Regions from separate parts of the Homo sapiens genome. Here region 1 is linked to region 2. The links are chromatin loops, found by intact Hi-C in ENCODE. Cell type or tissue: K562. All regions are shown on one strand. Each heading gives the region's core, and the rest is flanking DNA. Links, peaks and the distances in the headings are about the cores only. Region 1 holds the start of LINC00431 (long intergenic non-protein coding RNA 431). Region 2 has its middle 56 kb from the start of LINC00368.

Region 1 (16,196 bases), core at 4,567-12,566, 75 kb after region 2:
AAATAATATAGGTATTTCTAGAAATTAAATGACTTGCATGGACAAAAACAAAATGAATAGAAGTGAAAAAGACAAAGGAGTAACATTAGTCAGTGAAAAGCTATTAGACATTGAAGACAGACAATGAAAGTCCAATATAAGAAAAACCAGTGTCCCTGAGTCAAGAACCAAACAGATACCTGATGGTACATGCAAAGATTAAGATAAGAGAAGTTCTTGAAACTAAAAGTTTAAATTTGCATATCAAACATACCTTTTTTTCTGTGAAACTTAATGGGGAATAAAAACATCAAGATAAATCCTAATTATGCTATTGAACTTCAAGATAAGGAAATAATACTTCACGTGTTCAAACAGCAAAGTAAATCTCACACAGCAGAGAACGGTAATCACATTGGCCTCAGACTTCTCCACAGCAACATTCAGTATTTCTCTAAAATTTATAAGGAGGTATATGGAAACTTTTTGTTCAATTTTTCTGTTAACTTAAAACTACTCCAAAAAATAAAATATTATTTTTAAGAAATTCTGAGGAAAAGACAGCCTGAGCCAAGTGTATCATTCCCAATCATTTCATTGTTAGAATGATACACAGTGAAGTCACAGATTATAATATCCATGCATTCATTTTAAGGGAAATGAAAATGTAATAATAAAACATAAAGCCCAGCTAATTGAAATTGAATCAAACAAGAATTCCGAGGTGAAAAATAATGTTTAAAGTGAGAAAGTCTTTTCAAACCCCCATATCAGCAATAAAAAAATAGGGTCAAAGATCCCTGGTGGTCAAGCCATCCTTAGGGTCCTGACCTGGTCTCAGGAGGCACGGTTGTACATTCAGGACCACTTCTTTCTCCCTCTCTACCATGGAGCTGAGATTTGAGGGCTGTTCACCCGGGACCCCACTCCTGGCCCAGTCTAAACCAGGTGCCCCACTCTGAGCCCTGGACATAGGAGTCAGTCCAGGGGTGAGATAGGATCCAGGGGGGTCAACCAGAGTGACTCCTTTGGGGTTTGTCACTGTGCTGATGAAGAAAGCTCTAGAAAGTCTAGGAAATCAAGCTGGGAGGATGATAACATGGAAATGCAGCCATGTTCTCCTCTTGTGATGAAAGTCTCACTGCCAAGGGGAGATTGGGACTGATGCTGAGAAAGAAGGTTTGAGGGAAAGGATGCTGAAACCTGGGTCATCTGTCTCCTGTTCTTCACCACCCTGGAACTTTGAGGGTGGGAGAGAGTGGAAAGGGACATGGGGCCACGGGCCTCTGTTCTTCAAGGCTCTGTTCCTCAAGGGGCCTTTAAGAGGTGATTAGACCCTCTGGATCTGTTGGTTCTGGCACTTGCTCTGTAACTCAATGACCTCTCCAGCATCCTTCAAATACACCTCTTTCCATGGGAGCAGATTTTGTTGGCTTTTGGCTACTGGCACTTAGAGTTCTAATTAGTGTCTACCCCTTCAGTCTTCAGAGTCCTCAGGATGGAGGAAGTCACCATAAAAAGCAATGGGAGAGAGGATCTCTGTTACCTTAAGACTCCCACCAACCTCCTCCCTCCTACCCAGTCATAGACTGGATAGAAACTCTGCTCAGCCCAGGCAAGATGCCAGCAGCTCCCTTCCTGGTCATGATGTCACAGGTCCTGACATTCCACACTGTCCTGGAGACCAAGGCTGGGACACTTAAGACTTTTATAAGGTCCTTCTCCCTCAGCTGGAGGGAGCACAGCAGTGAGCCAAGGAGACGGGACCCTCTGCTTTGTCCTCCTGCTGTGCTGCTGGCAAGAAGTGAAGACCTGGCCAATAAGAATGAATTCAGGTAGAGTCCCAAGTAGATGGTTGGGCAAACAGAAAACCATGGGTCTGAATCAGGCAGGTGACAGTCTCTTCTCCCATGAGTCCTTCTCTGCTGTGGTTTGAATGTGTCCCCTCAAAAATTCAGGTATTTAAACTGATAGTGATAACATTAAGAGGTGGGACCTTTAAGAGGTGATTGGTCAAAAGGGTGCTCCCTCATGAATGGGATTAAGGCCCTTATGAAAGAGGCTTTGTGCAGCATTTGGCTCTCTTGACTTTCACCATGTGAGGACACAGGGTTCCTCCTCTCCAGAGAACTCAGCAACAAGGCGCCATCGTGGATGCTTAGAGCAGCCTTTGCAAGACACCAAACAAGCCAGTGGCTTGATCTTGGACTTCCCAGCCTCCAGAAGTATGTGAAATAAATTTATGTCCTTTTAAAATTACCCAGTCTCAGGTATTTTTGTTATAGCAGAACAAATAGATGAAGACATCATCCTTGCCTATCTCCCTGAATTTTTTACCACTGGACATTTATTCCTTGGGCAATGGAGGAATTTAAGAAGTTTTTCTGTATTTGAAGCCATTTATAATTTCAGAACTCCATACATACATTATATATTTTAACTTTTTGTTACTTTATGGAAATGTTCTAACTTGCAGGAAGTCAAGGAAGAATACCATGAACACCCACATATTCATCCTTCAGTTTCAGTAATTGTGCACATTTTTCCATCTTGCTTTTTCTACACACACACACTTTTGTCATTATCAGGAATATTTTAGCACTGCCCCAGGTGTCTTATCACCTCATGTAAAATGTTTTCTTGCTAACAGATTAAAGCACTGTTTTTAATGTATCCACAATGACATAATCACACTAACAAAATTAACAAAAATCCTTATAGCAGCTAATACCCAGTCCGTATTTTAATTTCTCCCCCATCTCTGTCCCCTTGCAGACATACAAAGTCCCTATACAACCATAAACTCTGAGAACTGCATCACACATGGCTTGGGGCCCCCAATGGATCCCCTGATGTAGTTGGGGTAAGACTTCCTTCATAAGGGGTTTATTCAACATTTCTCTCTGGTCTGGCAGTACCCATTTTCCTTCTGAATTCTCTTTAGCGCCTATTTTTATTAGTTTTTCTTTTTCAGTGGAAGAGAAAATGGGGATTACTGTAAGAGGAGGGAGACAGGGAGTTAAGTGAAAAATACGCATTTCAGAAGACACAGCAGCCTGCTTAGCTACCTGATCTGCTAGGTTATTTCTTCGACTTTCAGAAGAAAGGCTTTTCTGGTGGCTGGGAACATGGACAATAGCTATTTCTTCCGGCAACTGAAGATTATTCAATACTTGAGTGATCAGCTCCTTGTGAACAAGGCCTTGACCTTTACTATTAATGAGACCTCGTCCAGTCCAAATGTTCCCAAATGTATGGGCCACTCCAAAGGCATACCTGGAATCTGTATAGATGGTTCCTTCCTGGTTCTGTTACTTTAAGGATTGGCTGAGTGCAAACAGCTCACACGTTTGAGCAGACCAACTGTTGGGCAATTTTCCTGATTCTATTTCTGTAAGAGTTTCTCCATCAATCACTGAATACCCATTTTGTCTTTTTTCCTCAATCACCCAGGAGGAACCATCTATGAATAAGTGCTGTCCAGTCCAGAAGGGGGTTTCTCCTATGTCTGGTCTAAAAAATCTAAACATGTGTGTTCCCTCCTTAGATTTGGATTCCCTGTTAGGAAACCTGCTGGATTGAGTGAATTATCAGTGGTCAATGTTAAATCATCCTTTTCTAACAGAATGTCCTCATACTTTAAGATTCTTGAGTCAGTAAGCCATCTCCGTGCTCTCTGGTTTAAGATAGTTCTAACTCGGTGAGGCATGCTTACTGTCAATTTTCCTCCAAAGGTTAACTTTCTGCTTTCCTCGACTAGTATTGCTGTAACCATGACAGACTGGATGCATTGAGGCCATCCACAAGTGACTGGGTCTAAGACCTTTGATAGGAAGGCTACAGGCTGCTGGTGGCCTCCGTGTTCTTGAGTCAGCCTCCTAAAGCTACCCCACTGTCCACATTAACAAAAAGGTGGAATGGCTTTTCTAGGGAGGGTAAGGCTAAAGCAGGGGTAGCTATGAGCCTTTTCTTCAGCTCCTCAACTTGATAAACTTCCTCAGAAGTCCACAGGAGATGGTTAGGCTTCTGCTGGGCAAGTTTTTCATTCTTGGTAGTTTGAGGCAAGGGTAGGGACATGATTCCCTCGATTCATTCAGGCCCTATTCTTCACTTGTCTGCACTTACCAAGTGGCCTAAATATTTAACTTCGGGCTCTACATACTGAAGCTTTCTTTTTGAGACTTGTAGCCCCTCAAACTGCAGATGGTTAAGAATATGTGTAGAGAAGTCAGTTACCTTCTCTGTATCTTCACCAGGTATAAGAATGTCATCCACGTACTGAAGAAGGCATATTTGTTCTGGGATGACAACTTTTTCTAGTACTTGTTCTAAAATTTGGCCAAAAAGATTAGGGGAATCTGTGAACCCTTGAGGCAAGACCATCCATTGATATTGTTGTTTCCGCCCTGAGTGGGGATCCTCCCATTCAAAATATATCAGCTGTCTTCAGCCAGGGGACATGCCCAAAAAGCATCCTTCAAATCTATTACAGTAAACCATTGATGATTATATGGAATCTTGCTAAGAATGGTGTAAGGACTGGGGACAATGGGGTGGGTAGTCTGGACTATTTGGTTGATAGCTCTAAGGTCCTGTACTAGCCGGTATGACCCGTCTGTTCTTGACTGGCAGTATTGGGGTGTTATATGGAGACATACGGGGCTTGAGAAACCTGTCCTTAATAAGGCCTTTGATTATAGGTTTCAACCCTATCCTACCTTCTAGGGGAATAGGGTATTGCTTCCTTCTTACTACTTCTCCCGGGGTTTTTAGCATGATGTGGATCAGAGGGACTTGGAGTTTCCCTCAGTTTCCTTCTTTGGGCAGACATTAGGATTAATATATTTTTCATCCGCATTGGTGGGTAGGTTTCATGAAGTGAGGAATCCTCTTGGGCTGACTTGTAGACCTATGCCCAACTTTAACATTAAATCCCTCCCCAGTAAATTAGTTCCTGCTTCAAGGATTAACAAGAACTGAATATGAGCTGAGTGATCCTCGTATCTAACTTCTGTGCTTTCTAAAATGTTTGCTCTAAACCCTTCCCCTTTTACCCTGGAGACTAAAAGTTCCTCTGAGGAGGAGACAACATTAGACGAGGGGAAACAAACAGAGGAGTGAGCAGCCCCTGAATCAACTAAAAAAGTGATAAGCTCATGTTTAGGTCCCACCTCCAAATTTATCAGGGGCTCCTGGTGGGACTCAAGATAAAAGAGACAGAGCCCCTGACTCCCTTATTCTTCCTTGAAAGTCATGAGTGGAAGGGCTTCTTTCTCCTTTCTTAGTTCAGGACATCCTCTCTTGAAGTGGCCTGTTCTTCCACATCTATAGCACTTATCTTGTCCTTCCTTCCTCTTAGTTCTGGGATTCTTTAACTTTGCTCCCCCATACTCTTTAGGGGGCCTGGTAAACTTGGACCTTGGTCCTCCAGATGGAGGCTGGGTCCTTTAAAATAGGGTTTAGACCCTTTATAGTTTCTGGCTCCCTGGAAACTCTGTCTAGAAGTACCTGGGTTTGGAGCCATCTGTTGGAAGGTGGAAAACATAAGTTTTGTCTTTTGTTTCTGTTTTTCTTCATCCCTTTTCACATATACTTTCTGAGCTTCCCTGAGGAGCTCACTTAGCAGACGGTCTTCCCAATTGTCTATCTTTTGCAACTTTTTTGAAGTGTCTGGCCAACTTTTAGTGACAAACTGGAATTTCAACATTCCTTGCCCAAAGGGATCATCCAAATTGAGGCCTGCATATTGCCTCATTTGCTCCCTCAGTCTGTCTAGGAATCTCATAGGCCCTTCATCCTTTTCCTGTTGTATAACAAATGCTTTAGAAAGATTTTGGGTTCAGGGTACTGATTCCCAAATTCCTTTTATTATCATCTCCCTTAGTTCCTGCATATTTTCCCAGTGACCTGCATCGTTATTGTCCCACTGGGGGTCTCGAGGGGCAGGGAATTTCTGGTCTGCGGTAGGAAAGTTTTCACCAGGAGGGTGCTCACATTCCTAAACTACCATAGCAGCCCTGTGAATCATACTCCTTTCTTCCCCTGAAAAGAGGATGCCCAAGATGGACATTAACTCCACCCAAGTGTATAACTGAGGTCCTAAGAATTGGTCAGTTTGGTCTGCCACTCCATAAGGGTCATCTAGTAGTGGTTTAAGCTCCTTTTTAAAATTCCAGACTTCTGAACTGGTTAAGGGAGCATTTACAAAGCCAATGGCCCTCCCCACCTCGTGGTACCTCTTTCAAAGGGAAGAGGGTCAGGGCTGACCTCTTAGGTACAGAGAGAAATGGGAAATTCTGAATATCTTTTTTACATTGTTCTACCTCACACTAGAGTCCTTTTGGAGAGGGATATTTAGGTTGGGAGGGAACAGGCTGGTGGGACAGTAATTCCCAAGAGTCAGGGTTATAAGGAGGAGGGACAACGTGAGTAGAGGGGAAATTTGGAAAGGGATCTGAGGCGGCAATGGCTGTCTGAGGGGAAAGACTGAGGACACTGAATGGGGGAAGATAGTCTAGGGGATCCCATGCACTGGAGTCTTTAGGCATGAGAGCTGGCTCCTCTGACTTTTAATTTTGATGTGCTAGATTGGGTTCTTCCCTATCTGTTTTTAAGGGAAAAAGAAGGGCAGGTCCTTCCCTCCAACAAAGGGCATAGCCTAGTTCTTCTTGGGACACTGGACTTTTATCATTAATGTATCAGATTAGAAGCTGACACATTACACCCTCATTTGATCCAAACCTTGGCCAGAAGATTGAGGGTCTGAGGATGGGTCCCTGAGTCCAAATAAAACAGCAATATTTTATCATTTGTTGCTTTTTCCTATGTTTAATCCTTTCATTATCCTTTCATTATCTTTCCAGTATTTTAGCATGAGACCTAGGGGGCTATCTGGGGGGATATCTTTGTTACCATCTTTATCCTTCTTGCTCCCTGTCTTGCTTGGGGTATTTCCCATCTTGATGGTTTTGGGGTAGAGTTCAAGGTTCAATTTCCCTTACTGGAAATTTCTCACCTTTTGGGGTGAGGCTCAATTCCCCCCACTGGAAATTTCTTGCCTTTCGGGGTGAGGTTCAATTTCCACCACTGGAACATACTTGCCTTTTCTATTACTGGAGGTTTGTGTGAGGTTCAGTCCCTGCCAATGGGGATGTCTCACCTCTTTTTAACCTCTAAGCCACCCTGACCAAGGAGTACTTCACCACCCCCTGCCACGGCTTTCTTACCTTGCTCCCAACCACCAAGGAAATACTTTACCGGCTCCCATGGTGTCTTTTCCTCGGTCCATGCACACACTTGTGTGGCCCTTATGGAGGATGCTTTAAGCTAGGTTGCTAGCCAGTTTCTTTCCATGTAGCTGAGAGCTCAGGTTATTCTTCACACTGGGTGGGTCTTGATTTCTCACCCCTGAGGCCGCCACAGTGGGGTGGGGTGCACCTCCTCACAAGAGAGAACCAGAGACCACCCCCGGAGGGGAATGTAATCCCGGATGAGCCCCCAAATTGTTATAAGTAAAGTTTCGGTGCCACAAAAGAAATAGCACTCGAATATAAAATTTTCTTTTTAATTCTCAGCAGGGCAAGGTACTTCTATAGAAGGGTATGCCCTTACAGATGGAGGACTGGTGAGTGCACACCTGGACAAAGGAGGGAAAGGGGTTATTTTTCCTTATGCACATGGTCCCTACTGCTTTGTCATTCCCCTATTGGCTAGGGTTAGACCGTACAGGCTAAACTAATTCTGATTGAGTAATTTAAAGAGAGTGACAGGGTGAGTTGTTTGGAGGGAAAAACGGTTATGAAATGAGTCAAGGTGGAGAATGAGTCAGGGTGGAGCAGGTAATCGGAATGAGTCAGGGTGGAAAATGAGTCAGGGTGGAGTAAGTAATCAGAATGAGTCAGGGTGGAGAATGAGTCAGGATGGAGTAGGTAATCAGAATGAGTCAAGGTGGAGAATGAGTCAGGGTGGAGTAGATAATCAGAAAAGGTTGCTTTACAAGGAAGTTAAGTTTAAAAGTAGAAGGCAAAGAATTGAACATACTGTCATATTAATTCTTTGAAGAGAAATTTATAACTCATATTTAACATCATGATTACACAGCATTCATCATTAAGATGAACATCATGGTTCATCTTAAACCGTGAGGCTGAAGTCAGAGGTGACACATGAAGGATATGGCAAAGCCACTCCACTTGACAATGAACTTCAAAAACCACACTGATGTTATAAAACCCAAATATTTTACTGCACATGCTTACTGGCTGACTTGCACAATACTTCCATTATAATTACGGGACAGACACAAAATGAAAAGAATATTTTTAACAAAGCACTTGCACGATGCAGCCGTACCCATTCTTAATGATCATTAATGTCTCATCCAAAGAGAACCATACTTTGTTTCATTTACTGAAGGTCAGCATACTGGGAAGCAATTGTCATCACATCTCAGACCTTTTTGCATATTTGTCCTCATTGTTCTGAGCCTTCATGTGCTCAGACTAGTTGATTGGTGTGTAGATTGTCTGTCATTAAAGCCATTTGGAAATCAGCTTTGTCACTGGTTTAGTGTTGGAACTTCAGATCCTAGAAGACACCACTGGAAAGCTCTGTGCACTAGGAAAGGGAAGGTGCATGGCCCTGCTGAGCCCAACCTCGGGGCTGGAGGAAGAGACTGACCTTGACCTTGACCTTGAGCCTAAGCAATGCCCCAGGACACTGAGACACCACACCTCCAATAAAGAAAAACTGTGAATGGCAGAAGGAAGGAACCATTGTTTGGGGGCTAACAAGGAGAAAGAAGTGCTCAGAATCACCATTCACTGTCGGAGTCACTCAGCAGGGTCAGCTGCTATCAGCCAGGCAGCTGAGGCTACAGGTCAGGAGGCCACAGGTCCTGTGAATAACCCACATTCCAGACATCAGCATTTCACCCACATGACTCCACCTCTTATCTGCAAATGGGGCCACCCTGAAATCACTTTGCTTACGAAGGAGGAGAAAGGGGGTGGCCCGTCTCTCTGAGTCCTGCCCCTCCTAAAACAGAGCCATGAAGCCAGGTCTTCATGATGCAGCCATAGCATTGCAAACTGTTTCCCATTTCCCCAGAACATGTTTCTAAGCTTCCAGGTCTTACCGGAAAGGCGTCCTAATCCAGACCCCACAAGAGAGTTCTTGGATCTCATGCAAGAAAGAATTTGAGGCAAATCCGTAGAGTAAAGTGAAAGCAAGTTTATTAGGAAAATAAAGGAATAAACAAATGGCTATTCCATAGACAGGGCAGCCCCAAGGGCTCCTGGTTGCCCATTTTTATGGTTATTTCTTGATTATATACTAAACAAGGGGTGGAGGGGTGGATTATTCAAACCTCCCCTTTTTAGACCATATGTGGTAACTTTCTTATGTTGCCATGGCATTCGTGAACTGTCATGGTGCTGGTGGGAGTGTAGCAGTAAGGATGACCAGAGGTCACACTCGTCACCATCTTGGTTTTGGTGGGTTTTGGCCATCTTCTTTGCTACAACCTGTTTTATCAGTAATGTCCTTACAACCTGGATCTTGTGCTGACCTCCTATCTCATCCCGTGACTTAGAATTTCTAATCTACTGGGAATGCACTCCAGCAGGTCTCAGCCTTATTTTACCAAGCCCTTACTCAAGATGGAGTTACTCTGGTTCAAACACCTCTGACATTTCCCTCCCTCTCTTTTATAGGAGAACCCTTAATCCTAAGAGTTGTAGAGGGTCAAAGACCATCTTTTGTAATTTTTTTAGGCTGAACAGGGGCAATGATATTCCTAACTATTGAGTTTCTTGCATTCAGGGTAGAGAGGAGTTTAATTAGAAAGCATTGGTGTGGCAAGGGCCATTCATAACTTTTGAGTTCCAGCAAAAGGTGATATCTGGAAGATTAATAAGTGTTTAATTTAAGAGAACATTTGGTAAGCTTATTCTGCTTTTTACACAAAGAGTACAATGGCAATATGTTTTACAACAGTAAAGCAAAATAAGTAAAATTATCCCAAGTAAACTAAATTAGAAGGCATTTTATGAAATGGGCAATTGTTGAAACTGAGCTGATATGGGATTGCTAGCTGATTTTAATACATGCCCAAAATTAGAATATTGATTTAGACTTTTACATTACCCATACATCTTGTTTCTTCTGAGCAGCAGTCATAGATCACTGGTTGGTTCACAGGAATAAGAAAAGTTAGTCTAAATTGCAGGAAAAAAACTTAAAAACAACTGATGAGACTAGAATTTAATAACAGGTACACCATAGTTCTTGAAACATAATGTTTTTTCTTTCCCATCTCCCATTTTTACCAAAGACAAATTGTGGTATGACTGATTTGCTTTATTATACTTGGCCTGATTATTTGTATAAAGTGCAGCAAGAATAATTATTATTCACACAGGCTTTTAAAATTGGCTTTGATGGAATTTTGTTCCATAGAAGGAATCTCAGTTAAGACAGTTTTTTTAAAAGCAGAGTTCAGACATGGGTTTGTATCCTCAAATACCTATATGAGTTGGGTGAATTTTTTTCTTTTGAGGTTTTAAGATAACTTGGGGCTCCTGGGCCTGTCAGAAAGTGACATTTTTTACTTAACACAGGTCAGGAACCCTGTACAGGGACTATGTAGACAAGGTATGAGGCCAGTTTTACCAAGGGGATTTTTTTTCTTTTAAGACAAGAGTCTTGCTCGGTTGCCCAGGCTGGTGTGCAGTGGCAAAATCTTGGCTCACTGAAGCCTCCACCTCCCAGGTTCAAGTGATTCTCATGCCCCAGCCTCCCAAGTAGCCGAGATTACAGTCACATGCCACCACACCCAACTAATTTTTGTATTTTTAGTAGAGACAGGGTTTCACCATGTTGGCCAGGCTAGTCTTGAACTCTTGACCTCATGTGATTTGCCCACCTCAGCCTCCCAAAATGCTGGGACTACAGGCATGAGCCACTGTGCCCAGCCCCCAAAGGGTTTTCATTGGCTCTGTAAATTAAGCTTGATTCCTTAAAGGAAAGCACATCACTCCAGTGAAATCCTTGGTAAAATAACCAGTTTCTTTAATTGTGTCCTGTTGCAAAAGAAAGCAGATTTTTATTTCACTTATGCAAATAACTGTATTGCCATAAGAATACTTACAAATAGTTTCCAAATTCTGAAGAAATCAGGTAGAGAGAGGCAAATATGCTTCAACTTTTGTTCACAGGAGTAGACTTAATTGTTAAAAGCTGTAAATAGCTTAAAAGAAAAGTTTCCTTGACTCCGAAAAACAAAACAAGGGATAAAAGACTACTTTAGACTTCTATTAGTTTGGTCCATGCATAACTCTGGTTTGATATTTATGAACATTTTAGCTGTCCATGAGTGCTGAAAATTTTTTTCCTCTATTCTAATGTTACAATCTCCAAAGTTATTAGAAACCTGCATTTAAGCATACCTGTTAAAGTCCTATAGTTGATTATAAAACCACCTTTTGAAGGAGATTAGCACAAGACAATTGTTTGTGGATGGCAAAGTCTTAGGGTAGCCATGGTCAAAACCACAATTAACAAATTTTTTACCTCAGCGTCACACAATAACACAACAATTATAATTATTACTGATAATGTACACGAAGTCCTATTAGAATTATAAGAGTTTTCCATAATTTTGGAACACATACCAATATTTAGTGCATGTAAGATTTTTCATTTGCCAATTTTTTAATTTGATTACTGGCTTCAGGGTGGAGCCCTTGGAGAAATGGGGCTGGGAAAACAGTTTCTACAGCCTAATAAGCAGGCACAGCTGGAAGACAAAACAAATCCCCCAAAATTAAAGGTCTCATTTTTATATCAGATTTTGGATTCTAAAAAGAGAGCATTAGCCCATTCTGTGATCAGCGTTTCCCCCATGGGAGTCTTATCTCTTAGTGTGTGTGTTAGGGGACACATTTCCATAACTTTTAGGTGGCCAAGAGCATGCTTCTCTGATCCAAATGTGCAAAGAGCAGCATATCCCCCCATAACTGCCATTAGCCATTCATAAAATTACATTTTTTACCTAGTTATTATACACCAAAGCTTTTTTATAATGTGAAGTAATTTTTGATACCCCCAAAAGTCATAAATGTCAGATAACACAAAGTAAAATAGAATAGAGCCTTAGATTTTGAGAGGGACGTATCCATTCTTAATTCCTGGGGTTTTATGAGAAAAACAGAATTTTTCCAAAATGGGGTTTGTGGTGCCTCCTCTGTTTTTCCCAAGGAGTTCCAGCAGGTTAGAAATTGAATATCTGCTTTTAATTAAGCTGATTTTTAACCACAGAGCTCTTTATTTTTCTTTTTTTCTTTTTTTTCTTTTCTTTCTTTTTTTTTTTTTTTTTTTTTTTGATATGGCATATCGCTCTTGTTGCCCAGGGTGGAGTGCAATGACGTGATCTCAGCTTACCGCAACCTCTGCCTCCTGGGTTCAAGAATTCTCCTGCCTCAGCCTCCCGAGTAGCTGGGATTACAGGCATGCACCACCACACCTGGCTAATTTTGTACTTTTAGTAGAGACAGGGGCTTCACCATGTTGGTCAGGCTGGTCTTGAACTCCCGACCTCAGATGATCCGCCCGCCTCAGCCTCCCAAAGTGCTGGGATTACAGGCGTGAGCCACCACGCCCAACTGAGCTCAAAAAAAAAAAAAAAACCTTTTAAATTTCTTATTACCCAACTTTAGCCAGGCCAAACGGCCAGTATTTCTGGCTTTTGAACTTTACCAAAGGTAAACTCCCAGGAGCTTAGAGAAAGGAAAATTTAAAACCATTTGTGGAGGGGAAGAGAATTAACAAATGTTTACACAGATATTAAACCAGAAAGGACTTATTTTTTAAGACAGGAATTGAGCCCTGAACCTGGGCCGCCACTGTGAAGAGAGAAAGCCTTAGCTACTGACCTACATACAGCCTTGGGCAGTCTCCATTGCTCTTATCAGAAGGAGCCCAGAGCAGCAGATTTTGAGCTTGTGAAGGCTTTTAACTGCTTGAGATGATTTTTAGGGCTAACTTACATGAACTCCAAAATTCCTATTCTCCAGATGACAGAGACCAAGAGAAAGTACCGCCATATGGTTACAAGGTCAAGCTCCCAAGGACATGAAACAAGATGAGAGGAAAACTTTATTCAGTTTTTTTTTTTCCTCAGGGACCTGCAGCAAAGTTTGTTACTGACCAGTTTGCAAGGCCATTTTGAACAGCAGGCTTATGGGGTCCTAAGCCTGCATTCTATCCTAAGTTACCCCTCTTTATGACAGAACAATACAGAAAAATATGCAAAGCACACCAGATTTACTACAGCTTAAGACTAGCCTTACGAATCCCTTTTCCTATTAATCAAAACTTTATAGAAAGAGATAAACTGATTTTTACCATTCATTCAACGGGCACAGAGAGAGAGAATGGTTTGCACAGAGAGAACGAGAGAGGCCAGAAGTCTGACTGGTAAGAAATCCTTTCCCTTTTGCTGGCATGCCAGGCTGGTGGGTTCCCTTTCCCTGAATGGCCCTAGTGACCTGGCTCGCTGCTCCACAGCCCTGGGGACAAAGCCGCGACACAAAGGAAAATAATCTTTTTCTGTTCTGGCCAGAGCAAAATACATGACAAAACATGGACATTAGCCACTATGCTTAGCACTCAATATCAAACTGGCAAAGCTCAAGCTTGCCCCCGGTTGGGCCCCATCACTTTTTTGTTTTTTGTTTTTTGTTTTTTTTGAGACGGAGTCTCACTCTGTCGCCCAGACTGGAGTGCAGTGGTGTGATCTCGGCTCACTGCAAGCTCCGCCTCCCGGGTTCACGCCATTCTCCTGCCTCAGCCTCCAGAGTAGCTGGGACTACAGGCGCCCGCCATCACGCCCGGCTAATTTTTTTTTTTTTGTATTTTTAGTAGAGACGGGGTTTCAGGGCCCCATCACTTTTAATCCAACCCCCAACCGGGAGTTTCAACTTGTGGTCTCTGGGCAAGATGGTCGCCCTGAGTAATAGAAAAGATAAGAAAGGAAAAGGAAAGAGAGAGAAAGCAGTGCCTGTGGCAGGGTGGGGAAGGTGAAGAGCTCAAGGAGGCCAGAGAAAGACCCAGCCATTGTAGTGACACTGAAAAGTTCGGGCAGCCGCTTGTCAGTAGCAAAGGGATCTTTTCCAGCAGTCCCATCAGCTCTCAAGTTTCCCCCTTTAGGGAGCAAAAAGCCCCCCATGTCCCATGATTCTGTCACCCATAGCCATCAGCAAAGAGTGCAAGGCAGATTAATCCAAAGAGAATAGCAGTTAACATCCCTTAGTGCCAAACATGTTCTTAGCTGAGAGGGACCTTACTGAGAGGGGCCTCTAACCCCCTAAATCTTAGGAAGGACTCTAACCCTCCTAAGTTGGGCCTTGAACCCAAGTTCAGTCAAGCTTTCTTGCCTTTTATTAAGAGTTGCCTTTAACCCACTCTGTCTTAGGAGAGACTCTAACTCCCTTAAGTTGGGCCTCTAACCCAATCCCACCCTTCACCCGGGTAAATGCAAATGACTTACAAGGTCAGCCAATCAGTGTGCAGTCTATTTCCTTTGGGTTGGGGGTCTCTTTAGTATCATCTCTTCCATGGTTCACCGGAAAGATTTTACAAGAAAGTGGTCTCAATCCAGACCCCAAGGGAGGGTTCTTGGATCTCACGCAAGAAAGAATTCAAGGCAAATCCATAAGGTGAAAGCAAGTTTATTAGGAAAGTACAGGAATAAAAGAATGGCTATTCTATAGACAAAGTAGCCCCAAGGGCTGCTGGTTGCCCATTTTTATGGTTATTTATTGATGATATGCTGAAGAAGGGGTGGATGATTCATGCCTCCCCTTTTTAGACCATATAGGGTAACTTCCTGACATTGCCATGGCATTTATAAACTGTCATAGCGCTGGTTGGCATGTAGCAGTGAGGACGTCCAGAGGTCACACTTGTTGCCATCTTGGTTTGGGTGGGTTTTGGCCATCTTCTTTACTGCAACCTGTTTTATCGGCAAGGTTTTATGACCTGTATCTTGTGCTGACCTCCTGCCTCATCCTGTGACTTAGAATGTCTAACCTCCTGGGAATGCACTCCAGCAGGTCTCAGCCTTATTTTACCGAGCCCCTACTCAAGATGGAGTGGCTCTGGTTCAAACGCCTCTGACACAGGTGCATGCATTGCGGGTGCTGTCATGAAAGAGGTCAAAGTGTTGCTTTCACAAAAGGAGATGTGCCCTCTTACTTTGCTTACCTCAAAACAGCTGGGTAAGCCTAGACATCCTTGGGACCAGGATGTTGTCTCGGCCTCTCAAGGGACCAGGGACCAGGAGGGCAGGCTTAGCTCAGAGCTCCTGGGCAATTGTCCTCCATCCTCACAGCCACCCCGAGGATGAACATTTCCCCCCATTTTCCAGACAAGAAGCCCAAATCCCAAAGAACTTTCCCAGGGCCATCTCTCATGGCCTGCAGGAGGGACTGGAACTCAGGCAGGGCTCTGTCAGGCCTCTGAGCTGGAGCTAAGCCATTGTAACCCCTGTGACCTGCACGTATATATCCAGATGCCCAGCAGGAGCCAAGAAGCCTGGAGCAGCCAAGAAACCACAAAAGAAGTGAAACAGTCAGTTTCTGCCTTAACTGATTAACCAACCTTACGACATTCCAACATTATGACTTGTTCCTGCCCTACCCTAACTGATCAATCGACCCTGTGACATTCTTCTCCTGGACAATGGATCTCATGATCTCCCCACCATGCACCTTGTGACCCCCCTCTCCTGCTGACAACAGATAACTACCTTCAACTCTAACTTTCCACTGCCTACCCAAGTCCTATAAAGCTGCCTCTCTCCTATCTTCCTTCGCTGACTCTCTTTTCGGACTCAGCCCACTTGCACCCAAGTGAATAAACAGCCTTGTTGCTTACACAAAGCCTGTTTAGGTGGTCTTCTATATGGATACGCGTGACAGGCTCCTTCCTCTAGAGGGGGCTGGTGGGCACCCACAAAACGGTATCCATTTAAAGAGAAGCAAATGCAAATTCAATGAACATTGTTAAACTATAGGGCTTTTATTTCCCCCTAGGTTCAAGTTCTGGACTGCCGTCAAGTTAGTCAAGTTTTAAAAATATGGATGACGATATGACCACAGTATTTGGTAAGGAAGCCCCTCCTATCAACCTCTGGCCTGTACATGAAGGGGACTGGA
Region 2 (16,196 bases), core at 4,609-12,608:
CATGTTTACCTGGGTCTCCCTAACTGTACATATTGTGAAACACAAATCCTATTCCTAAGAAAGAGGGAAAGCTGAAGACTTTTCAGAAACTTTTTTTTTTTTGAGATGGAATTTTGCTCTTGTTGCCCAGGCTGGGGTGCAATGGCGCGATCTCGGCTCACTGCAACCTCTGCTTCCCAGGTTCAAGCGATTCTCCTGCCTCGGCCTCCTGAATAGCTGGGATTACAGGTGCTTGCCACCACGCCCGGCTAATTTTTTTGTATTTTTAGTAGAGACGGGGTTTCTCCATGTTGGTCAGGCTGGTCTTGAACTCCCAACCTCAGGTGATCTGCCCACCTCAGCCTCCCAAAATGGTGAAACTCATATTTTAAATAACAAAGTAGAGAAGATATAGACACAGAGCTTAGATTCATCATGCCATACTTTGCATTTTCTTACCTCATTTCTATGTTTACAACCAGATTTTGACAATGAATTGGTATTTTCCTGTACATAGATAATAGATATTATTTTCTATTTCATGTACAGTCAATTCATGAACAAAAGCAACCAAAGTGGTGACTGGGCTTGTGTTCTGTTGTCTGTTTACTTAGTGATCATTTAACGAGTCCTGATTGAGGACCTACTGCATGCTGAGTGCAGAGCCAGAGCTGTGGACAAGACAGTGGGCGAGGTGGCCCAGCCTGCGGGGCTGTGGACTAGAGGGTGGGCGAGGTGGCCTGGCTGTGCCCTCACCAGCCCATGTTTTACTCCCATTGTGCCTTGCACTTCCCTTTTCAGTTCTCACTTTTCTTTTCTTATTTCTCGTGTAAATTAAGTGTCTTAAAAATTAATAATATTATGTCATATTTTATGTAATCTGAGGCAATTCACTACTTCCTGGTCTTCAGTTTATTTTAATGCAAGAGTTAGCAAGATAATTTCTGAATTTGACTGTAGAATCATCTAGGGGCATCTTGGATCATTTATTTCATATTTGATATGAAATGCAGTTGCATAAATACAGGTGACTGGACAAGTAAAGAGATTCAATGCAGTGGTTTCCATTTTATGGAGCAAGAAGGAAATAGCAAATAAACTGTTATAATCAACATCTTTCAGTTTCAAATTTCTGCTTACTCTTAAGGCAGTGAGATGAAGTAAAAGATGGCTGAGCCCTGTGCTGCCACAAGGGGAGCTTAAAAGGGGTGAGTCATTGTCATGTGGACTTCGTTCTAAAAATATGGGGTGACACCCCCACATCAAAACAAAGAGACCCAGTAAATAGAGAAAACGGAAGCACCAATGAAGTCATGTCTCTGAATCTTCTCTCAACACATACTTGAGGAAGAAAGTGCACCAAGTGTTCCAAGGTGACCTAAGTTAACCGGGGGCTGTTTGGGGTCTTAGTGAAGAATCCTAAAACATGAATGGAAGGGTCATGTGCCAGGGATGTGGGAGTGAGAGCAGCTGCGACAGCTGCAGCTTATGATGGGACAGCTGTCCCACCAGAACCAAGTCTGCAGAGGCCCAGGAGGTGCCCCTGTTGCACGTGGTCCCGTTGAGCAAGAGCAGGACAGCAGGATGGGCCAGAGCCATGGCCGGTAGTCAGAACCACACCACCAGCTGCAAACACAAACCCAGTGAGCGGACCCCTGGTGCTCGCACCGTGTTCAATAATATCATTACTCTTTAGATGGCTCTTCTATTCCACAGTGCTTCTGAGAGCATAGTTTGTGTACTACGTTATGCTGGGAACAGCCAGGGGTAGGAGGGGGTTCTGTTGGCTGCTGAGTGTGTCTGTTTCACTTATGCTCCCCAGACCTGGGGAAGGAGCCACAAGATGGGGATCTACTGGGCCCGCTGGGAGACAGACTGGAGCTAAGGCTTCAGTGACCACCTGACCTCCATAAGCCCCTACTCTGATTGGGGGCCACAGACATTTTGGTCCTTCTGGAATCAGAGTCAGTTAAGAACCAGAGTCCAATAGCCCTGGAAAGTTCTGATTATTTCCTTTCCCGTGCACAGTGACGTGGGTGAAAGGCTGTCCCTTTTGGGGGGTCTGGGAGAAAGAGTAACAATACAAACTCTGGGAAGAGAGTGGGGTCCTTCCTTGGGCTTCTTCTTTGAGGGCTCTGGATCTGTCAGCTGGCTCAAGTCTGTTTGGGAATTGTTTTAGGGGCAGCAACACTCTGCTTTTATGATTCAGAGTAGGCTTTCATTCACTTGGCCTAGAACTTCTCTGTTTATGTAGATCAAGAAGGAATTGAGTAGGCTTCCCTCCGTTTCCCTTCTAGGAACACCACCATCACCAGCCAAGGCCACGGGGCCCTGGGAGCCATCCTCCCCTGGCTGCTGCTTGGCCTCTGCTGTGCCTGTGGGCACCACCCCACCTTGAAACCATGTTCTGATGGTTCTCGCTGCCCTTAGCTTTCCGGCGGTGGCTGTGGCTCTGACTGTGAGGTCTGGGCTGCAGAGAAGAGCTCTGCAAGGGTGTAGATCCCCTCCCAGGTTTGCTATCACAGTCAGGTAGGGTTTCCAGACTCTCCCAGGATAAGCAAGTCTTGCATGGCAATCCTCTCTGCTGGTCCACTCTCCCCTTGCTGCTGTGAGCTGCAGCTTCTTTCACAGCATCCTCTCCCCTCACTGCTGTGAGCTGCAGTTTCTTCCACAGCATCCCAAGACAGGTTACACACTGACTTCATTTAGGACGGGGCACCCCTAGGCCCATGTTTTAGCCAGCAAGCCCCAGAGCCCTTTCTGCCTTAAACTAGAACACGGATTCTGCAATCCCCACATAGTGAACACACACCCATGGGTTCAGCCTGGCTCAGCATCACCCACCATCACCCCATGCCCTCACTGTCCACCCCCATGAAGATTCCCCACTCCCGTCGTGCAGATGGGAAGAGTCACATGGTCCCTTTGGCATGGCCCCTCCTCGCAGGCCCTACTGGGGTTGGCCTGGCTGCAGATGTAGATGCAGGGAGTGCTGGGGCACCCCGGGAGTGTAACAGAACCCACGTTTGTTCATAGAGGGGGCCCCGGGAGTGTAACAGAGCCCACGTTTGTTCATAGAGGGGGCCCCGGGAGTGTAACAGAGCCCACGTTTGTTCATAGTGGGGGCCCCGGGAGTGTAACAGAGCCCACGTTTGTTCATAGAGGGGGCCCCGGGAGTGTAACAGAGCCCACGTTTGTTCATAGAGGGGGCCCCGGGAGTGTAACAGAGCCCACGTTTGTTCATAGAGGGGGCCCCGGGAGTGTAACAGAGCCCACGTTTGTTCATAGAGGGGGCCCCGGGAGTGTAACAGAGCCCACGTTTGTTCATAGAGGGGGCCCCGGGAGTGTAACAGAGCCCACGTTTGTTCATAGAGGGGCCCCCTGCCGAGGACGCAGACTGTGCCCCTGCCTCTCCAGGACCTGCATGCACGCCCCCCTCCAAGTGCCAGGATTCCGTCAACACGCATCATTTTATCCAGTGTGCGGGGGCCACGCAGAGCAGACCCACTTTATTCCCGGAGCACAGAGGGGTCCCTAACTCAGCTCGGAGAGAGGCAGAGGAGCATCTTGTGAAGGAGTCCTGAGCTGTGAGCACCCAGGACTCAGGCAGCCAAGAGGGCAGTATCTGGCCAGGGGACAGAGGAGCAGAGGTGAGGCTGGGGGTATGTGTGTGTGCATGCTGCATATGTGTGTATATGTGGTGCATGTGTACACGTGTATGTGGTGTATGTGCGTGTGTGTCTATGCACATGATGTGTATATGTGTGTGTATGTTCATGGTGTGTGTGTGTGTGTGCTGCGTATGTGTGTATATGTAGTGTGTGTGTACATGTGTACGTGGTGTATGTGTGTGTGTCTATGCGCATGATGTGTATGTGTGTGTATGTGTGTGGTGTGTGTGCACGTGCGTGCTGCGTATGTGTGTATATGTATTGCATGTGTACACGAGTATATGGTGTATGTGCATGTGTGTCTATGTGCATGCCATGTATATGTGTGTGTATGTGTATGGTGTGTGTGCGTCTGCGTGCTGTGTATGTGTGTATATGTGACATATGTGTGTGCACATGTATGTGTATGTGCATGTGTGTGCGTGTCCACATGCATGGTGTGTATGTGTGTATGGTGTGTGTGTGGTGTGTGTGTGCATGGTGTGTATGTGTGTTTGTATGTGTGTGCTGGAGCAAACAAGTATTTCTATAATTGCTGAAGTTTAAGCTGTGAGGCAAGAAATCATGAGAAACAACACTGGCCCACAATATTGAGCTCATAGAAGATGCAGGCACTACTGTAAATTGAACATGCTCATATTAATTCACGTGGCCCTCCTGAAACCCTGGTGTGTTTTTCTTGTTGTTGTTGTTGCTGCTGTCACTTATCACCATGGTACCCGTTTTGCAGACGAGATATTGAGGCCACAAGATGATTCACTGCCCAGCCATCTGGCCCCAGAGCCTCAGGGCCTTCCCCAGGGGAGGGTGTGTGCAGAGGATGGGCCTGGAGGGCAGGAAGAGGCTGAACATGGGTCTTCACGTGACATGGACTCTGTGCTGTCATCCATGACGAGCACAGAAACCCCAGGGACACACGCGTCCTCCAGACGCTACACACTCAGGGCGTGGGACAGTGCGCTGGAGAGCAGCGCAACAGAGAGGGACCAAGGGAGGCCACGCAGGGGGTTGTGTCCTCACAGGGAAGCCACAGCGGAGATGCCAAAGGGGGCGGACTTGGTCAAGATTTAGGTGACAATACTTTCAATATGTTCAATACTGTCATTTGAACGTGGAGCAGAAGGAAGGGAGATAGGGTGTGAATCCCACACTTCATGACAACTCAGTCATATTTGTTTACAGCCATTAAGACTTTTTTTCCCGTGTTTTTACTGTTGCTAATTAAAAGTATTAAAATGTTTACTTCTTTTCAGCTTCCAAATGTCATAAACACCAGGCTCTTTTATTCTGGGGGGGATCAATTTGACTGACATATCATTTACATACACATACCAACTTTAAGAACATAAATTGATGAGTTTCAACAGATGTATACAGTCACGAACACTGCTGACTGTGCAGTCATGTAAGAGAACATTTTCACCACTGTGCCTCCTTGGAGGCCCATGTATATTTTACTGGAAAGTTCTGGAAACTAGAGGAGGGACTGTTTGGCTGCAGGCACATTGGCAGCGTAGGACACCACCCTCAGTCATGGCCTTTAGCATGCACTCACCGACCGCCTGTTCTGTGTCAGGGTGCGTCAGATTGCCAAGGGGGCATGAGCTCTACACCCATTTCATCCTCGGGGCCTGTCTTATCTGCTGAGGGTGAGTTCCACGTGACCTTTCTTTAAAGGAAAAGGCACTGATGCTAAAGCCTGATGAACCCTGCTAGTGCCAGCCCCTCCTCTAGTTTGCTGAGTGCCTAACGCCAGGCTGGATGGGTCCCAGCCGCAGCCTCACTTCCCCTGTGGACCTGGACTCTGAATGGATTCAGCCACTTCAGGTGTCCAGGCAAACAGGGACTGATCCCCCGGATGTTCAGTGTTCAACCACACCCTCGGGTGACAGAGCCCCAGGCCACTTCTGACCCTCTGGGTGGAAAGGCAGCCTCAGATGACATATTCCACCTGGATTGGGCACAGACATGGTTCCTTCTCATCCTGGGGACCAAGTCTCCTGGCCACTGTGGAGAGAGGCAAGTGTGCCACTGCCCCAACCCCCAGGGCTTAACCCTCCTCTCCTCAAGCCCAGCCCAGGTCCCCGTGTGCCCCATGACCAATGATGCAAAGTGTGGGACAATATCATAAACAGAATCAAAAGGCCTCAGTGAGCAGGTGGATTTGGGGAATAAAGAGAGTAGACATTTATAGTTATGAATTTCGAGTTTGGACAAGTAGGTAAGAGGAGAGGGAACTGGGGAGGAAAAACAGATTTGGGAAGGAGAGCAGGAGAGGGAATAGATAATGTGTCCCCAAACAAACATTCAGCTTGGGACATATTATGCTTGAAGTCTCTCAGGGTAAACAAACGAAGATGTTTGATTGGGAGTTGGAAACGCCACGATGGGAATTTGGAAAATTGAAATGAGAGACCCATTGATGAAAAGGTGGTATTCATATTTCAAGTCATTGGGATAGATGGGCTTATGGGATGTGGAGAGTGCAGAAGGAAAAGTATTATAGGAAGGACCCAGGGGAGGTCCAACATGTAAGAGATGGGCGAACGCAGGGAATGTCATGGAAATCAGGGAGGAGAGAACATCGAGAAGAAAGGAGAGGCTGATGGTGTAAAATATGGAGAAGAGTTTAAGCAGAACAAGGACTCGAAAGAGAAGCCAATTGGATTGGTGAATTGAGAAGTGATTAGTGCTCTTAAAGAGTGTGGTTTCCATTCCATGATGCATCAGAAGTCACACTTCTCGGAGTTGAGACATGACTGAGAAGTGAGGAAGAGGAGGGAGTATGCCTTTCTTTTAACGTAGGCTGGTAAAGGGTTGTGAGACATAAGACAAGATGGTGTATTTACTTACCTTACAGACCGCATGCTCACAGACAAGACAACAGATGAGCTCAGCAACAGGACAAATAAGTCAAAGTCATTCACCTGTGGCTTTTTTTTTTTTTTCTTAGATGGAGTCTCCCTCTGTCGCCCAGGCTGGAGTGCAGTGATGCAATCTTGGCTCACTGCAACCTCTGCCTCCCAGGTTCAAGCAATTCTCTTACCTCAGCCTCCCAAGTAGCTGGGATTACAGGCACCCACCACCACACCTGGCTAATTTTTGTATTTTTTAGTAGAGACAGGGTTTCGCCATGTTGGCCAGGCTGGTCTCGAACTCCTGGACTCAAGTGATCTGCCCGCCTTGGCCTCCCAAAGTGCTGGGGTTACAAGCATGAGCCACCGTGCCCGGCCCACCTGTGGCTTTTAGGACAAAGACTAAATAGGACAAGTCTTGTTTGTACCCTGCTGTCTTCCAAAATCATGTGAAGCAAAGTGTTACAGGGCAAAAGTATGCCTATTTTCTCTTGAACTATTTAGAGCAAAAAGGGTGAAAAAGAGCATCTTATACTCTGAAAAAATACTGTTATGCTTAAACGTTATGTGCAAAGTGCTAAGAGTCCCAGGCAGAAGAGGGGTCACGTTGAGCACGGTGGTCTGCCTTCCCAAGGCTTTCCCTGAGATGTGCCCCTCCCCTCACTCTGCTCTGTCTGAGTCAGCACGTCTAGTATTCTCAGTACTGAGTGACTCCGCAGTGAAGAAGAGGCTGCTTCTGTCAGTTACAGCAGGTTGGCTGCAAATCGTGAAAAACCCTGACTATAAGTGGTTTAAGCAATAAGATATTCATTATCTTACCAACAAGAAGTCTAAACTGGCTGGATGGGGTAGCTCACGCCTGTAATCCCAGCACTTTGGGTGGCCAAGGTGGGCAGATTGCTAGAGCCCAGGAGTTTGAGATCAGCCTCGGCAACATGGTGAAACCCCGTCTCTACAAAAAATACAAAAATTAGCGGGGTGTAGTGGCACGCGCCTGTAGTCCCAGAGAGAGACCCTGTCTAAAAAAAAAAAAAGCCTAGACTTAGTTCGGGTTGGTTCAGCATTCCATTAGGTTACTGTAGACCCCGATAGACCTATTTCTCCCTCTGCTTGTAAGGTTAATGTCATCCAAGGTTGATTTATCTCATGGCCATAGGATGACTGCCAGAAATAAGTAAAAATATGTGATGGTAAAGTTGTTTTATGTTTTACATAAAGTGGCACGACAATAACTAAGTAGACAGTGGGAAATTACAAACTGATGTTGCTAACTTTATAGCAATCAGGAAAAAATGCAAAAAGAGCTTAGTAGAACAATTAAAAGATATTAAAAAATAGACCATATGGATGCTATCAGAAATCCGGAGTGGCTCAGATGATAGATTAGGAACAATGAGCTGTGTCAAAACTGACTTTCTCCCAAGTCCTCATTCTACCGAAACTCTTGTACGTATTTTACACCATCAGTCGCTTCTTTCTTCTTGATGTTCTTGCCTCCCTGATTTCAGTGGCATTCCCTGCATTCGTCCATCTCTTACATGTTGGGACCTCCCCAGGGTCCTTCCTGTAATACTTTTCTTTCTGCACTCTCCAACCTGCCACGAGCCCATCTATCCCAATGACTTTAAATGCTGCCTTTTCATCAAAGGGTCTCTAATTTCAATTTTCCAAATTCCCATAGTGGTGCTTCCAGTGCCCAGTCTAAGTCCACACTGTCTGCAATATATGCATTGTAGGTATAGAAACATGACTAGGTTGGTAGTAACAAGACATTAAAAGCTCTACCCTGCAGATGGTGGTAGAAATCTGCAGTGGCTCAGATAATAGACCACAAGACAATGAGTACTGTCAGACGTAGAGAGAGATGTTTCGTAGCAGTGAAAGTCACTTATCAAGAAGACATGACCGTCATAAATGTGCGGATGCTTAAGAAGAGTTTCCACATACATGAAGCAAACATTAAAAAAATTAAAGGAAGAAATAGAAGAACTCACATTTATAGTTGGAGATTTTCACGTCTCTTTCACAGTAATTGGTAGATCAACTAGGTGAACAGTCAGTGAGGACGTGGAAAATCCGGACAACGCTATCGGCTACCTCAATCTAACTGATATTTATAGAATCTTACGCAACTGCAGAACACACCTTTTTTGGTGTAAATTTTTGCTTGTATTCATAGTCTTTTGGGTAACTTCCTTTAGGAGATTATCGATTAATTAAAAGCAGGGTCTATGACTTAATCACCCTTTTCACATCCATAGTTTCTGTCATAATGCTTTGCATACAGAAAACCTCAATAAATACTTGACAAATGAGTGAATGAACTATCCTTTCTAGGAAGATAGGGAGAATTAGCAAAGAAGGAACTACCTAGGGTAAAATGTCATGGATTGTCCACAGGCTGGTGACAAGAAACAGGTAAGGAATCATTTTTCTTTGGTTATCTTGAAACAAAAGATCATAGGAATACATAAGTTCTCAAACACACACACACGCACACACAGGGCCCAAAACTACTGGCTTATGTGGCTCCCTGTGGGTAAACGGATGTGGGAAGTCAGCCCACATTCTCCACCACTGTCCTGCACCTTCATTTCTGGACGTCAAATCCCTGAATCTGTAGAGTGTGCAACCAGACAGCCGTGGGTGCAGGGAGAGCCCCAGGAGGTCAGACCTCAGCCTGAATATCTCCTAGATGCAGCAGTGCTTACAGCTTTTGGTCCAAACCAGAAGTGCCAATCACTCATGGATGACCCAAGCCTTGGGTCTCTCCTCTGTATGGACACGGTTGCCTAGGGCTGTCTACATGGGAGTCACAGCGCTGTCCAGATCACAGGGGCCCCGTGGCTGTCTCAGCTCATTTCTATTTTAATTCTCTCTAGACCTAGATAGATGCAAGCCTCTCCAAAGGTGGAGCCTCAAGGAATCTGTGTAAACCTAATGTTCACGTCCGTTTTCTTGCTCAGAAACATTAAGCTGTTTCCAGGCCAGTGATATCCAGTAGGATTTCCATGGTGAGCTGGAGTGGTTCCTGTCTCCAAGTCATCTCAAATAAGCACTGCAAATTTTCTAAGACACAGATAATTTCAATTAGTTTTATTGATAGGTCAAACTGCCCTGCAGGTGTGTTTTGTGAAGTGTTGCTAGGAAATAAAAAATAAATAATGACAAATTGTCACTGCTCCAAAAATTTTTTGGAGCGACTGATCAATGGGGCAAGGATTAGGTTTCTCTTCTATGCCAATAATAATTATACCGTTGTTATGGGTTGAATTGCATTCCCTCCAATTCATGTGTGGAAGTCCTTAGTCCTTAGTGTCTTCGAATGTGACTCTATTTCTAAATGTAATAGGTCAGATACTCAGAAGCTTTTATAAATTCATTTTTGGGGGAGCTTTTCTACCCCATTTATGGACAAAAGTAAGTTAAATGAAACTGAATAGAATTGGTTAAGACCACACATTTCAGTCAAAAATTCTCAGCGTGAAGAGTGAAGCCGCGTTTTGCCGGGAGATGGAGGCACTTCACCACCAACACGACCTAAATGCGGTTCCGTGCATCTCAGCCAAGGTCTGGCGCTGATCTGCATCTGAGCTCCAAGTTGTGGATTATTTTATGTACTCGTTTCCTTCTCTAAAGATCTCCAGGTTTGCATATGAATATCAATAATCACCCAACAGTGATATCAATGCTAGCTGAAAAGTGCCGTTTTCCTTGCCAAGTGTCTCTGGGAATTCCGAATGCAAAGAGGTAAAGAGAGGAGTGAGACGTGCAAAAATCCCATCTGAGCTGCAGCATTTCCTTGGCTTCCTGCCTGTTGTTAGAACCGCCCTCCATTTCTCCTTCCATTTCCTATCACACGAAGATAGAGAACGCTGGCATGCACCTGCAGAAAATCTGCCCTGATCCCTCCAGTCCCAGAGCCCCTGGGATTTCAATGTCCAGTAGAGCCAGCTGGACCGCCTGAGGCTGAGATGAGGCCCAGGCCCACCTGCTTCCCAGGAGCTGCAAGCTTACCTTTTCATGTGTGCAGGGAGGGGCCATGCGTTCCATCCACAGTGCTCTTTCAGCCCAGGAGACCTGCATGCAGAGGCTTCCTCGAGTTAATTATCTCATCTGCCAGACAGGCTGGTGAGCGCCACACCAGGGCATCTTTAGGCAGGTGGGAAGAGTTTACAGAATTTTCAGAAGTGGGGTTTGGCAAGATGCTTACCACATCTAAATGCAAAGTGTTTTCATCTGAAGGGTTATTACCAGGTGTGGAAACAGGTTCCACACAGGTTTCCTAATGAACAGATGGTCCTCCGACCCGGTGTGGGGGCTGTGCCTGGCTTGCAGAAATGTGTTTGAGCTGCAAAATGGTTTAAATCTCTTTTAAATTGGTTAGGCACATTTAAAAATAGGAAAAGTTCACATAAAATATGAATTTCTGACTTGTCTTTAAAAATAGGGCCATCTGTCCATATGGGATGTGCACTTGTGCATGAATTCCACTGTCCCCAGAGCTGCCCCCATGAGTCCCCACCCTCCCAATCGCCTGGGCCACTCCCCCCACTTCCCCACCTCACTGGACCTTAGAGCACTGGAGCTGCAACCCCTTGTCTACAGCCTGTTGTCTTCCTTTAAGTCAGCACATGTTAAAACCTACAAGTCAGAGAGAGACACAAATAGACTAAGATAACGATTAAAGCAAAACCCAGAGTAAACCATGACACCGCAAAGGAGCGTGTTCCCAGGCGGGAACCAAGGCTGCAGCAGGGCCTTTCCATGTGCACTGACTGCTGCAAATTTATTGGGTGGACAGGAAAAAAACCAGGGCGGGTTACCTTTACAGAAAAGAATAATCTGGTATCTCTTAAGGATGTTTATCTGACTCCTGCCTTGGGCACTTTCGTGCTCACCAGCAGAAATGTCCTTAGCTGCCCATCGGATCCTCACTACTCAACTCTCAGATTCTTCTTTTAACCATTCTTTCAGCTGCAGTTCAAGTTCAGACCAAGAGTAGGAGATGTTCCTCTGGGCTGTATGAAAACCCAAGTTGTCCACCTGAGCTCAGGAGTTCAATACCAGCCTGGCCAACATAGTGCAACCCCATCGCTACTAAAAAAAAAAAAAAAAAAATTAGCCTAGTATGGTGGCACATGCCTGAAGTCCCAGCTACTTGGGAGGCTGAGGCAGGAGAATACCTTGAACCTGGGAGGCAGGGCTTGCAGTGAGCCAAGATTGTGCCGCCACATTCCAGCCTGGGTGACAGAGCGAGACTCCGTCTCAAAAAACAAACAACAAAAAAAAGAACAAAACAAAAAAAAACCCAGGTCACCATTTTAAAATTTAGCTGGAATACTTTTTACCAAAAAAAAATTGCATTTTGAATACCATAAGTGAATAATTTTACCCCATTTTATAATTGCAGGCTGAAACTTATTTCTTAATAATACTCTGTCAAAGAGGTCATGGAGCTCTCCATCTGATTCTACTGATGTAATGCTTCAGGTATTAAATGCCTAAACATAAAAGTATTACAAAATTAGGAGCAATTTTGAAAATGGAGTGCAAATTAGGTAAAGAAATGGACAAGTCTGTTTCTCTAATTGCAAAAAACAATGCTTCTTTTAGAGCAGTGGTTCTTAACTGGGTGTGATTTTCCCCTCCGGACACCTTTGGCAATGTCTGCAGGCATCTTTGGTTGCCACAATGAGGGCGGAGGGGCTCCTGACATCGAATAGACGCCAGGGAGGCTGCTGAGTGCCCGCCAGGGCACAGGACGGCCCCACGACAGAATTCTCCAGCTGAAAGGTCATCCGTCGAGAGACCCTATTCTAGAAAATTAAGTAGTCGAGAGATAATTATGTTAGAATTTGAAGTTAATCAATCATCTGAATAACGTAAGCAAAGAGAATAATCTTTGTTCAAAATCACCCAAATTGGCAGAGCTCTAAATCACCTGATAAGCGTGTCTTCTGCGGAGAGGTGAAAGAATGGCAGGGGGAGTGTTCAAGCCAGGCCACTGTTCATTCTGGGGAATGTGGGAGTCGAATCTGACCACAGCGTACCCTATGAAGCTGCTTTGCAAAAAATATGTGCTCACTAGTGTGTCAACAAAAGTGTTTTTGGACATTTTCAATATTAGTTCAGTCACCTCCCTAAATATCATTAAAATATAGTAACTGTATTTACTATTTCATTTACCACTACACTATCACAGCTTAATTTTTAATAATAGTTCTGAACTATTTATAAGTAATAGTCTTTGTCCATTTATAAGTTAAAAAGTGAAAAATACAGTGAAGCCCAAGTAGAAAATAAAAGCATTCATAACCCTATCTACACAGATAAGATGGTCGTTAATACTTTGCATAGGTGTACAGAATTTCTACATAAACATAGAATCATGCTATATACAGTTTTGTAATCTGCCTTTTATTACTCATATTATTAATATTTCCCATACAAATAAATATCTGTTTATAAGGATTAAAATATAGATTTTCTAAAATTGTTACAGTCTTCATCTTATGGAGGTACCATCGTTTATGTTTTATGTATTTTATGAGTGAATATATAGGTTGTTTTCAACTTCTCACAGACTTAAAAAATCTTATTGAGATAACAATAGACAAATCTGTGTAAACATCTATGTAACTCCTTAGGATAAGTTCCTAGAAGTAGATGTCATGAGCCAGACTTTAGAGATACTGACAAACTGTTCTCCAGAAGGTCTTGTGAGTTGCACATTCCCTGGACATGAATCGTACTCTCACCAACAACATGTGAGAATTGTCTGATATTTGGTACCTCATTTGGGGAAGATATACTATTTTCATTTGTTTGATTATTTGTGAGAAAAAATGTTTTCCATAGGCTTATAGGATATTTATTTTCTATGCTTTTTGTGTATTATCTGTTCCTGTCCTTTGCTCATTTTCCTACAGTATATTTGTCTTTTGTTGCTCCATAAGCATTCTTCATGTGTTATTATACTGTCATCTGTCATTACTCCTCCAGTGTGTTTGTTTATAAATATAATTTAGGCAATTAAAATTTTCCTTTAATGTCTCTTTGGTCCTTTATGGAGTCTATTTTTACATGTATGCTTAGAACCACTTAGTCTCTTAATAATTTTTACCATAATCCTTTTACATTCTGCAATTGATTCCTCATTGTTTTACTAGATTATTTTTAATTTAATTAATTGATTAATTAATTTTTTGAGGTGAGATCTCACTCTGTTGTCCAGGCTGGAGTGCGGTGCCACGATCATAGCTCACTACAGCCTCCAACTCCTGAGCTCTAGTGATCCTCCCGCCTCAGCCTCCCAAAGTGCTAGGATTATAGGCATGAGCTACCACACCTGGTATTATATTGTTTTTTTTAATTATGACTTATGTCTGATTTTTGATGTTTATTCCATCCAATTTAACAGATATTTTTTCCACTCCACGTCTGAGTCTAGCCAGGAGTTGGGCGTACAGAGAGGACTTCCAGGGGAAAGGATCACCTCCGGTTCCTTTGTTGAAGTTAAGTGGGAGAGACAAAGAGGAATAGACCACGACAAGCTTGTCCAGGAGAAGAATTAAGGCATGAGATAGCCCACACAAGGGATTTTGTGATCAATTATAAGCATGGTACCTTTTCACTAACGGTTTCAGTCATATTAAAATGCCACTTGATATTAATAAAACCAACAGTTTAAAAATTACTTTAAACACCCTGCAACCCATCCTTGGACCCTGAGAGCTGCTCCTCTCTCATGGGCTCCTCTGGCAGTAGCAGGAGTCCTTGTCCACGTCGCCCCACGTGGTGGAGCCCGCCTCCTCCTGGCTCAGGGCAACAGGAGGTTGCACAGGCTCGGGGACTGCTTCCAGAAAAAGCCATTCTTCCCAGTTTTTCTCTTTTCTTTTCCCACCTATAAAGTCACTTCTAGGATGTGATGAGCACAGCATTGGAGCTAGAGGCTTACGGTGGGGAAAACCTCAATCAACTCTAAGGAGGAGTTTATAGACTTTCAAATATTGTGAAATCAAATATCACAACTTTAATACAAATTGTGACTCAATATTGTGACTCGCTATTCAGAGGCAAAGCAGTTTCATGGAACAGATTGTTGGACGCGATTAGGCAGCACCGTGTCCCATGCAGATACCTTAGTGAGGACCCTGGCTCATGGAGGTACGAGCAGGGAGCACGAGCACCTCCTGATTCCAGCCGCCCCCTGCCCTGTACACACACTGCCGGGAGAGAGGACTCCCTCCTCCTCTTCCCTCTCTCCTCTCCCATCCTTTCTTCTCTCTCTTTCTCTCTCTCTATTTCCTCTCTCTCTCTTCTCTGTTACTCTCTCCTCCCTCTCCTCTCTCTCTGTCTCTCTCCTCTCTTTCTCTGTGTCTGTCTCTGTATCTCTCTCTGTGCCTCCCTCTCCCACCCTCTCTCCTCCCTCTCCTCTCTCTCTCTGTTTCTCTCTCTCTCTTCTCTCTTCATTTCTCTCTCCTTTCTTTCTCTCTCTGTTTCTATCTCTTCCCCCTTGTTTCTGCCTTGGCTTGTCTTTTACCGTCCCAGAGCTGCTGTAACAAAGCAGTTTTTTCCTCAGGATTCTGAACATCAGAGTCTGTGTGAAGGCATTGCATGGCTGCACTCCCTCCACGGGCTCCAGGGATGGTCCTTCCTGGCCTCTGCTGGGGTCTGGTGTCCCCAGGAGTTCTGTGGCCTGTGGCTGTGTCCCTTCAATCTCAGCCTCTGACTTCATGGCCTCCTCCTGTGGTGTCATCCCCTCTTCTTATGGGAACACCAGCCATTAGACTAGGGTCCGCCCTACATCTAAGATGGTTTCATCTCAAGATCCTTAGCTAAGCACATGTATAAGACCCTATTTCCAAATAAGGGCACATTCTGAGCTTCTGCATGATCCTGCGCATGGGGCATGAGGAGTATTCAACCCTCCAGAGCTTGTAAGGCAGACATGATGGCTTGAGGAGGTACCAGGGGAATGCTGTCACCTCCCCTGACTCTAGGCCATTCCTCCCGCAAGAGGATGTTCTAGACTCTCTCGGTCTGCAGGACCTGCCACTCTTCACACACATGCACTCACTCTCCCCGTCAGGAACCCCCCTGGGCTGGGGTGCAGTTGCCCCACCTGTGGCTGAGTGGATGAGTTGATTTGGGGTGCAGTGACTGGTAGGAAGCTAGTGTGGGCCTGGGTCCAAGCACTGTCCTGCATGTGTCTCTCAGAGAGTTTGCACCAGAAGTGGGGAGGATGTGACAGGGAGGCCTGGGCATCCCCAGTGGTGGCCTCTGGTCATGGAGGAGACACCAGCAGTTCCTGCAGGAGGTGGCCTGGCCATCACCACAGTGAGAGGATCCAGAGGCCCCAGCAGGCCTGTGCTTGCTCAGCCCCCATCTCTCCAGCAAGGCCCAACAGCTCAGATGAGGGTTAGCTCAGACGAGGGTGCAGGCCTGAGGTGGTCAGGAGTGTGGGGCATCCTCACAGGACCAGATTATTGGGAGAGGAGTGGGAAAGGGGCACCAAGCCAGGAACCCGCCCACCATGTTTCTCTGGCTGGTCCCAGGTTGTTCTACACACATTCCCCTGGAGGAGTGGAGGACATGTTATTTTCATTTCAAACCTTGGGCTTTCGGTGCAGAGTCCTGTGCCCTGAGACCCCATAAGTGTGGTCAGATCCATGGAAGCTCACTGGAT

What was found. A loop is a pair of places that touch in the nucleus more often than their neighbours do. Peaks named below come from ENCODE experiments on the same cell type or tissue, not always from the same donor. Only the 100,000 strongest peaks of a DNase experiment are listed, where the experiment ranks them.
Region 1: it touches region 2 in a loop (2.1-fold over the local background); 1 of 110 quality-filtered maps calls a loop at or near these places.

The regions. Positions count from the first base shown.
Region 1 is chr13:110,957,129-110,973,324 of GRCh38, reverse strand. LINC00431 (long intergenic non-protein coding RNA 431) reads right to left here and starts at 7,298. Exons shown (of 2, transcript NR_126378.1): 1 at 7,206-7,298. LOC105370364 (a long non-coding RNA gene) reads left to right here and starts at 1,660. Exons shown (of 3, transcript XR_931732.3): 1 at 1,660-1,814; 2 at 16,074-16,145. RefSeq lists enhancers at 7,147-8,346, 15,139-16,196 and a cis regulatory region at 15,496-16,059. In K562, for the core only: no CTCF peak of the experiment used is centred there; DNase peaks (open chromatin) are centred at 7,694 and 8,914; H3K4me3 peaks cover 3,051 bases.
Region 2 is chr13:111,032,042-111,048,237 of GRCh38, reverse strand. No RefSeq gene overlaps it. Among named protein-coding and RNA genes, the nearest start is that of LINC00368, 56 kb to the left of the region's middle. RefSeq lists enhancers at 1,049-1,108, 1,129-1,298, 1,082-1,376. In K562, for the core only: a CTCF peak has its summit at 8,293 (motif pointing right); DNase peaks (open chromatin) are centred at 8,317 and 9,187.